2 separate regions of the Homo sapiens genome follow, and region 1 is linked to region 2. Evidence: read pairs that join two places in POLR2A ChIA-PET (ENCODE). Cell type or tissue: Panc1. All regions are shown on one strand. Links, peaks and the distances in the headings refer to the core of each region. The heading gives the core; the rest is flanking DNA.

The links. ChIA-PET counts read pairs that join two places held together with the same protein. Peaks named below come from ENCODE experiments on the same cell type or tissue, not always from the same donor. Only the 100,000 strongest peaks of a DNase experiment are listed, where the experiment ranks them.
Region 1: POLR2A ChIA-PET joins it to region 2 with 6 read pairs; 3 of 35 experiments call an interaction of 5 or more read pairs at or near these places.

Annotation. Positions count from the first base shown.
Region 1 is chrX:103,758,713-103,763,109 of GRCh38, reverse strand. No RefSeq gene overlaps it. Among named protein-coding and RNA genes, the nearest start is that of PLP1, 16 kb to the left of the region's middle. In Panc1, for the core only: no CTCF peak of the experiment used is centred there; no DNase peak of the experiment used is centred there.
Region 2 is chrX:103,623,310-103,627,706 of GRCh38, reverse strand. No RefSeq gene overlaps it. Among named protein-coding and RNA genes, the nearest start is that of TCEAL1, 3.5 kb to the left of the region's middle. In Panc1, for the core only: no CTCF peak of the experiment used is centred there; no DNase peak of the experiment used is centred there; H3K4me3 peaks cover 400 bases; H3K27ac peaks cover 1,936 bases.

The sequences.
Region 1 (4,397 bases), core at 162-4,161, 140 kb before region 2:
TTCCCACACAAGGCAAATGGTTCTTGAACCAAGGAAAATATCTCCTTCCTGGTGGGTGCCTGTAATCCCAGCTACTCAGGAGGCTGAGACAGGAGAATCCCTTGAACTCAGTAGGCTGAGGTTGCAGTGAGCCAAGATCATGCCACTGCACTCCAGCATGGGTTACAGGAGCAAGACTCTGTCTCAAAAAAATAAATAAATAAAATAAAATCTCTCTTATTTAAAAAAAAAAAAACAAAAAGAAAAAAAAAGAAAATATCTCCTTCCAGCCTCACAGGCCGATTCTATTCTGTCGTCATTTCATAGCCTCTTCCATGTAGGTTACAAGCCACTAGCCCGCCTCTTAGAACCTCTCATTTCCTTTCCACCGTGGAAATCTATCCTCAAGGAAATCACTTCTCAGTGTTCCATCTGCTATTCTACTACTCCTCAGGGATTGTTCAGGCCCCCTCCCTTCCCTACACATCAAGCTCGGGGATTTGCCCCTGCCCAGGACTGGCAAATTGACTTTACTCACATGCCTCGAGTCAGGAAACTAAAATACCTCTTGGTCTGGGTGGGTAGAGGCCTTTCCCACAGGGTCTGAAAAGGCTACTGCGGTCATTTCTTCCTTTCTGTAAGACATAATTCCTTGGTTTGGCCTTCCCACCTCTATACAGTCCAATAACGGACCGGCCTTTACTAGTTAAATCACCCAAGCAGTTTCTCAGGCTCTTGGTATTCAGTGAAACCCTCATACCTCTTACCATCCTCAATCTTCAGAAAAGGTAGAATGGACTAATGGTCTTTTAAAAACGCACCTCACCAAGCTCAGCCACCAACTAAAAAATGACTAGACAATACTTTTACCACTTTCCCTTCTCAAAATTCGGGCCTGTCCTCGGAATGCTACAGGTTACAGCCCATTTGAGCTCCTGTATAGACACTCCTTTTTATTAGGCCCCCGTCTCATTCCAGACACCAGCCCAACTTGGGCTGTGCCCCAAAAACTTGTCATCCCTACTATCTTCTGTCTAGTCATAATCCTATTCACCGTTCTCAACTACTCATACATGCCCTGCTCTTGTTTACACTGCCGGTTTACACTGTTTCTCCAAGCCATCACAGCTGATATCTCCTGGTGCTATCCCCAAACCGCCCACCACTCTTAACTCCCTCTTAAAGTAAATAAATAATCTTTACTGGCAGGGCTATGCTGAACCTCCTTGGGCACTCTCTAATTGGATGTCCTGGGTCCTCCCAATTGTTAGTCCTTTAATACCTGTTTTTCTCCTCTTATTCGGACCTTGTGTCTTCCGTTTAGTTTTTCAATTCATACAAAACCGCACCCAGGCCATCACCAATCATTCTATACAACAAGTGTTTCTTCTAACAACCCCACAATATCACCCCTTATCACAAAATCTTCCTTCAGCTTAATCTCTCCCACTCTAGGTTCCCACGCCTCCCCTAATCCCGCTTGAAGCAGCCCTGAGAAACATCGCCCATTATATCTCCATACCACCCCCCAAAAGTTATTGCTGCCCCAACACTTCAACACTATTTTATTTTATTTTTCTTATCAATATAAGAAGACAGGAATGTCAGATCTCTGAGCCCAAGCCTGCATATATACATCCAGATGGCCTGAAGCAAGTAAAGAATCACAAAAGAAGTGAAAATGGCCAGTTCCTGCCTTAACTGGTGACATTACCTTGTGAAATTCCTTCTCCTGGCTCATCCTGACTCAAAAGCTCCCCCACTGAGCACCTTGTGACCCCCACCCCAGCCAGCCAGAGAACAACCCCCTTTGACTGTAATTTTCCACTACCTACCAAAATCCTATAAAACAGCCCCACCCCTATCTCCCTTATCTGACTCTTTTCGGATTCAGCCTGCCTGCACCCAGGTGATTAAAAAGCTTTATTGCTCACACAAAGCCTGTTTGGTGATTTCACATGGACGCGCATGAAACCTAGTATGGTGCCTTGTTTGTGGCTGGCCTTTATTAAATAACCAGAGAACATCCTCCCATCTCTGTTCATATATATAGGAGGACAGTAGGATCATTGGTGTTCTTGAGATTAGGTCCTTCAAGCTTTCATCCAGGAATTACAATAGAGGGCTGACTTGGTCCATCTGGACATCCATCCTGTTGTTCATCCCACAACCACCATAACCACCAGCATAGTTTCTACTCCTCCTCTTAGAAAGCCCAAATTCCAACAAAGATACAATGTCTCTTTCCCTTTCCCCAGCAGCCCTGATGATACAGTCTCTATTTTTAAAGAGAACCTCCCTCAACTTCTTCTCCAAATAGGAGCTAATGAATAGGAAAGAAAGTATTGCCAGGCCCAGTGGTTCATGCCTGTAATCCCAGCACTTTGGGAGGCCAAGGTGGGTGGATTGCTTGAGCTCACAAGTTCAAGACCAGCCTGGGCAACATGGCAAAACCCTGTCTCTACAAAAAATACAAAAATTTGCCAGGTATGATGGTGCGTACCTGTAGTCCCAGCTACTCGGGAGGCTAAGGGGGAGGATGGCTTGCGCCCAGGAGGTGTAGGTTGCAGTGAGCTGAGATCATGCCACTGCACTCCAGCCTGGGCAACAGAGACAGACCTTGTCTCAAAAAAAAAAAAAAAAAAGTATTAATTGACATCAAATTGAAACATTTTTAAGGCAGTGACAAATGTTACTAGAGCCCCTCACTGGAAGGAGAGTGGAGTTTCCCAAAGCATGACCAGAGATTGTCATCTCCACTGGATGGTGAAAGGTCTAATGTTAAAAAAAAAAAAAAAAAAAAAAAAAAAAAAAAAAAAAAAATCTGCAGGCAAATATATTTGGGGAAGCCTGGGTTAACCAAAGTTTTTTGTTTTTGTTTTGTTTTGTTTGTTTGTTTGTTTGTTTGTTTTAGTGTCTCTGTAGCCAGGCATGGTGGTACGCACTTCTAGTCCTAGCTACTTGAAGAGTCTGAAGCAGGACTGCTTGATCCCAGGAGTTTAAAACTGCCATGAGCTAGGAGCATGCCACTGCACTGTCACCTGGGCAATAGAGTGAGACACTGACTCTTAAAAAAAATTTTTTTTCGGCAGGGCGCGGTGGCTCAACGCCTGTAATCCCAGCACTTTGGGAGGCTGAGGGGGGCGGATCACAAGGTCAGGAGATCAAGACCATTCTGGTTAACACGGTGAAACCCCGTCTCTACTAAAAAATACAAAAAAAATTAGCCGGGCATGGTGGCAGGCGCCTGTAGTCCCAGCTACTCTGGAGGCTAAGGCAGGAGAATAGCGTGAACCCAGGAGGCGGAGCTTGCAGTGAGCCGAGATCACACCACTGCACTCCAGCCTTGGTTACAGAGCGAGACTCCGTCTCAAGGAAAAAAAAAAATAATGATTTTTTTTTGGCCGGGCACAGTGGCTCATGCCTGTAATCCCAGTACTTTGGAAGGCCAAAGTGGGCAGATCACCTGAGGTCGGGAGTTCAAGACCAGCCTGACCAACCTGAAGAAACCCCGTCTCTACTAAATATGCAAAAACTAGCCAGGCGTGGTGGCATACGCCTGTAGTCTCAGCTACTTGGGAGACTTTACAAAACCTCCACTATGCTAACATGCATTATGGCCTCTAAAAGACAGAGATGATAGAGTTTGCAGCTTGATGCCATTAGTTAAGTACTTACTGTGTGCTAGGCTCTGTACTAAGTGCTTCACTTGCATTAATCCTTATCAAATCCAATAGATATTGCTGTTATCTTCGTTCTTTAATTCCTTCCCACATTCCAATAGCCCAAGGTCTGGCTTGAGTTGGCAGGCTTCTTGTCTCAGTTACTAGCATCCGGCTCCCTCCTGGCCAGTGTCTTCTTGGCAGCATTTTCCCTAATCTCACCCTCAGGAACTAGTCCATGCTCCATCCTCATCCTATCCCAGACAAATGTCAAAGTCCCAAGTGAAGCTATAACTACCTGATATGGTTTGGCTCTGTGTCCCCATCCAAATCTCACCTTGAATTGTAATCTCCATAATCCCCATGTGTCAAGGGCAGGAACAGGTGGAGGTAATCAGATCATGGGGGCGGTTTGCCTCATTCAATTCTTGTAATAGTGAGTCTCATGAGATCTAATGGTTTTAGAATCATCTGGCATTTCCTCTGTTTGCACTTATTCTCTCTTCTGCATCCCTGTGAAGTGGTGCCTTCCACCATGATTGTATGTTTCCTGAGGCCTCCCTAGCCATGCAGAACTGTGAGTCAATTAAGCTTCTTTTCTTTATAAATTACCCAGTCTCAGGTATTTCCTCACAGCAGTGTGAGAATGGACTAATACACCACCCAAGGCATTCTTCTTGCCTGCTACCTAGATACAGCCAATTTATCAAGACAGGGGAATTGCAATAGAGAAAGTTTAATACATGCAGAGCCAGC
Region 2 (4,397 bases), core at 252-4,251:
GGGTAGATGACCATCTGATCTGTGAGGATCCTGGGATTTTGTTTTAAAGCCAGGCTGTTTAGTAAGTTTCTGAACAGAAATTCATGTGAAATTTCCCCTTTTAAGAACTGTTTGTTGCTTTTCTCTGATATCTGATTAACTTTGTGTTGAGATAGCATTTAGACAAATATTAGTTTACCTTCATATCTTTTTTATAACTGTTTTACTTTCCAATTTCTCTGTGAGATGTGTCTTTAAAACCAAGTTTCACTATGCCTTCTTATTTTTTCATCAAGGGTTGGTTTCTCATTTGTATAGTTTCTTTCCTAGAGAAGTCCCATTTCATTCATTTCTATCCTTATTCTTCTTAAATCCTGTGATGGAGAACTCACTGCCTTATAAGATATCTCACTGAAATCTCAGAAAGTTCTAATCATTCAGAGTTTTAAAATTAATTAATTAATTGATTTTTGCTTCTGTTGAGTTAAAATCTGCCTCCCAGTAGTTTACACACATTGGTCCTGGCTCTGCCCTGTGGAGTGGTACAGAACAGGTATAAAATAATAAAAGTACCTTTCATCCTTGACAGCTTAAAATTGCCACAGCTTCTATTCTGGTTCTTTCCCCTTCCATTCTGTGAGACACACTAGGCAATCTACTCAATCTTCTGTGACTCAGCTTCCTCATCTACAACATTGGAGACAATAATAGTACCTACCTCATAGAATTGTAAGAGGAATAACTGAGTCAATGAGTCAACCTATGTAAAGGATCTGGAATAGAGCCTAGCACATAGAAAGCACTCTATAAGCATTAACTATAATAATAGTAATAATAATAGTATGACACAGTGCTAACAATACTACTAATTAACATCCTTTTAATATTAAGATTAATTGTGTACTTTATGCCAGGCATTGCACTAAGTATTTTCAATATGCCATCTCACATAATCCTTAAAGAATTATGTTCTCACCAAGACTTTTTTGGGGGGTTTAACCTCCCCAGTTATTTCAGCCATTTCTGATGTGACATATTTTTTCAAAGTCATTCATTATTCTACACATTCCTGAATGTGTAAATGTCTCTGAAAACACTGAATATACTGCCTAGTGCAGAATGGAGTGATCTTACCACCTCCTTCATTTTAGAATAGGTGCTATACATCTATGGATGCATCCTAAAATTATAGTAGATTTTGTGAATGCCATATCACACAATTGAATCCAGTTTAAGTTGCAGTCAACTAGACCCCTCCCTTATTTCATACTTCAAGCTGTTAATCCACTTCTGTAAATCTTTTTAGTTTTAACTCAAGTATAGAAGCTTCTAATTTTTTCTGGGTTAAATTTTGTCTCATTAGATTCACTCCCTCAATCTTTGAATCCAGATTCTATCATTCTGTATATTAGCTGCAAATCATTAATTTAAAGCATGCCACTAGTACTAAATAGGGTGATAAAGTCAGCAAACTCGGGAAAGATCTATAGGTATCTCAGCAGAGAGTTCTGACTCCAAGTGAAAAAAATTTCTTTTCCTTATTGCATGTGAAACCAGGAGTATGCCCTGCCGAGCTAGTTCCCTTCCTCTCATCTCTCATGTGGCTTCTCAGATTGCTTGCTTTCTAGTGCTGCTAATAGAAGACACTATAGTCCCTGAAAGCTCCTGCACCGGTATAAATTAAACTTTGATGAGAACTTAGTAAATATGGAGGGCAGATAAGGAGGTGTGAGGAAATAGAAGCAGGAGAGGAGGAATGAAGACCGAGTCTCCATGTGGGCTCTAAGTCTGCCCAGCAGTAGCTGATCTCGGGTTCCCTTAAGAGAAAGGACTCTCAAGAGGGAATAAGGTAAAGGTGATTCTGCTACCAAATGACAATCATTTGTTACAAAGAAGTGTGATCTGCTACTTGTTTGTGTAGGGTTGGGGTTGGGGTGGGGCTGTCCTTCTGATGGATTTGATTTGATACCCTTGATTTAGGGTCCTATGAGGGTATATTGCTTGGTCCATTATTACTAATGAGTGTTTGTTTTGAAACCCATTTCAAAAGTGTGACAACTGAGCTCTGGGAGGTGACAAATTGTTCCCATGGAAACACAGATGATAGTAAGTAGCTGAGATGGGATTTAAAACCTAAGGCTAGGTGCAGTGGCTCACGCCTGTAATCCCAACACTTTGGGAGGCCATGATGGGAGAATAGCTTGAGCCCAGGAATTCAAGACCAGCCTGGGTAACATAGTGAGATCCTGTCTCTAGAAACGATAAAAATTAGCCAGGCATGGTGGTGCACACCTGCGGTCCCAGGTGGTCCAGTTCCTTGGGAGGCCGAGGTTAGAGGCCTGGGAACTCAAGGCTTCAGTGAGCCGTGATTGTGCCACTGTACTCCAGCCTGGCCAATAAGAGATTCCATCTGAAAACAAAAGAAAACAAAAAAAACAAAACATAGGCAGTGTGGCATGAGAGATTGTACCTTTAACCACTATGTAAAACTGCTCCTGGGCAGTGGGCTCCACCCACATTTACACACAGCACTGGGCAGCTGCTGCCATGACAACAGTCTCCAAGTGGTGTGGCCTTTCTCTGGGGGATCTGAGAAAGCCCAGGGTGGGTTTCTCCTCCAGGGATTCCTGTTGCTGGGGAGGCTGCACTTCTGTGGCAGGAACAGAACCCTCCTTCTTTGCGAGTCCCCTTGGTTTCACTTTGCAGGCTCTGTCTGCCTGGACTTGAGGAGTTCTGCCCTCTCCAGCCCAGACGTTCCCTCTGTGGCTGCTGCCTCTGCATTCTTTCCTAATGGCACTAATGGCAGTACCTGCTCTCAGACCTGGACCTGTTGACTGCAGCAGGCCCTGTCCAGCCTGTGACTCTCATGGGCTCCTCCCCTACCCCTGCCCCAGGGGAAATTCCCAAGTAGGAAAAGCAATGACAGGAGCCTCCTCTTTTCTGTTTCTGCTTGTGGCCTCATCCTAACTGGGGCTCAAACACACACACGCACACACGCACACACACACACACACACACACACACACACACACACCCTGTATATGCTCAGAGAAACAAGGAAGGGGCTCTGAGGAAAGGCTAAGTAGCAACTCAGGCTGTTGGAAATGCACAGGGACAGGGAAGGTGGGTCCAGACCTGGGCTGAAGAGAGACAGTACTAGGCTTGGGTCTGGGCAAGACTTATGCTGTCATTCACTCCCTGGAGGCTCTGGAGGTGTGGCAGCCTCCTACCCCTCTCCTTGCCTCTATTTGTATCATTTTTCTCCCTAAATGGTGGGGGCGAGGGCTGTGGTAGAACCATGAATGAGGTCCCTTCTAGCTCTAGGAAGCAATGATTCCATACTGCCCACCATACTGAGGTGGGAGGGCCTTTGCTTACGAACACGATTTGGCCTGAGTGGGGACCACCTGCGGACTGTGGCTGCTGCTGCATTTCCCAGAATCCAGACAAGCTCAGAGCACATAACTCATTCTATTTTGGCCTTCCCTGCTGGGCTGCAACAGAGCCACAGCTTAGCCTTGGCCTTTCAGGGACTTTTACAAGCACCCAGAACAACCTCAGCCTGAGGCCTGGGAAGGAGGCTGGGACAGAGGCAGGGCTGGCTCCATAATTTGCAGGGCCCAGTGTAAAAGACAATGCAAGGCCTCTATTCAAAAAGCAAGAAAAAAAAGTACCATTTTAGGTAATAAAATATAAAGCGTTTTTTTCTCCTGTTGCCTTTTTTTTAACGTCGTGTTTTTTTATTTTAAAAATATAATTCTTTTTTTTAGAATAGTTTTAGATTTACCAAAAAATCTAGAAAATAATACAGTGTCTATATATCCCAAACCCTGTTTCCTCTATTTTTAACATCTTACATTACTATGGTGCATTTGTTATAATTAACAAACCAATATTGAGACATTGTCTTTAACTAAAGCCCATACTTTATTCCCATTTTCTTCATTTTTACCTGATATCCTTTTTTTCTGTTCCAGGATGCCATCTAGAATACTATATCACTTTTAGTTGGTAAGCTGTCTTAGGCTTTTCTTGGCTGTGATCTTAACTGGAATTACACTGAATAAATGGATCAATCTGAGGAGAATTGCCACTTTCACAATACTGAGTCTTCTGATACGTGAACATGGTATTATACTTCATTTATTTAGGTCTTCCATAATTACTCTCAGTAATGTATTATAATTTTCAATATAAAATCTCCACATATTTAATAAACTTTATTTCTAATTATTTCATGCTTTTTGATGCCTTTGCAAGTGGTACTTTAAATTTTTTGTCTTCTAATTGTTTATTTCTAGTATATAAAATATATACTTGATTTTTGTATATTGACCTTTTATCTTTAGATCATGCTAAATTCACTTAGTAATTCCAATAACTTTTTGTAGATTCTTAAGGCATTCTATGTACATGAT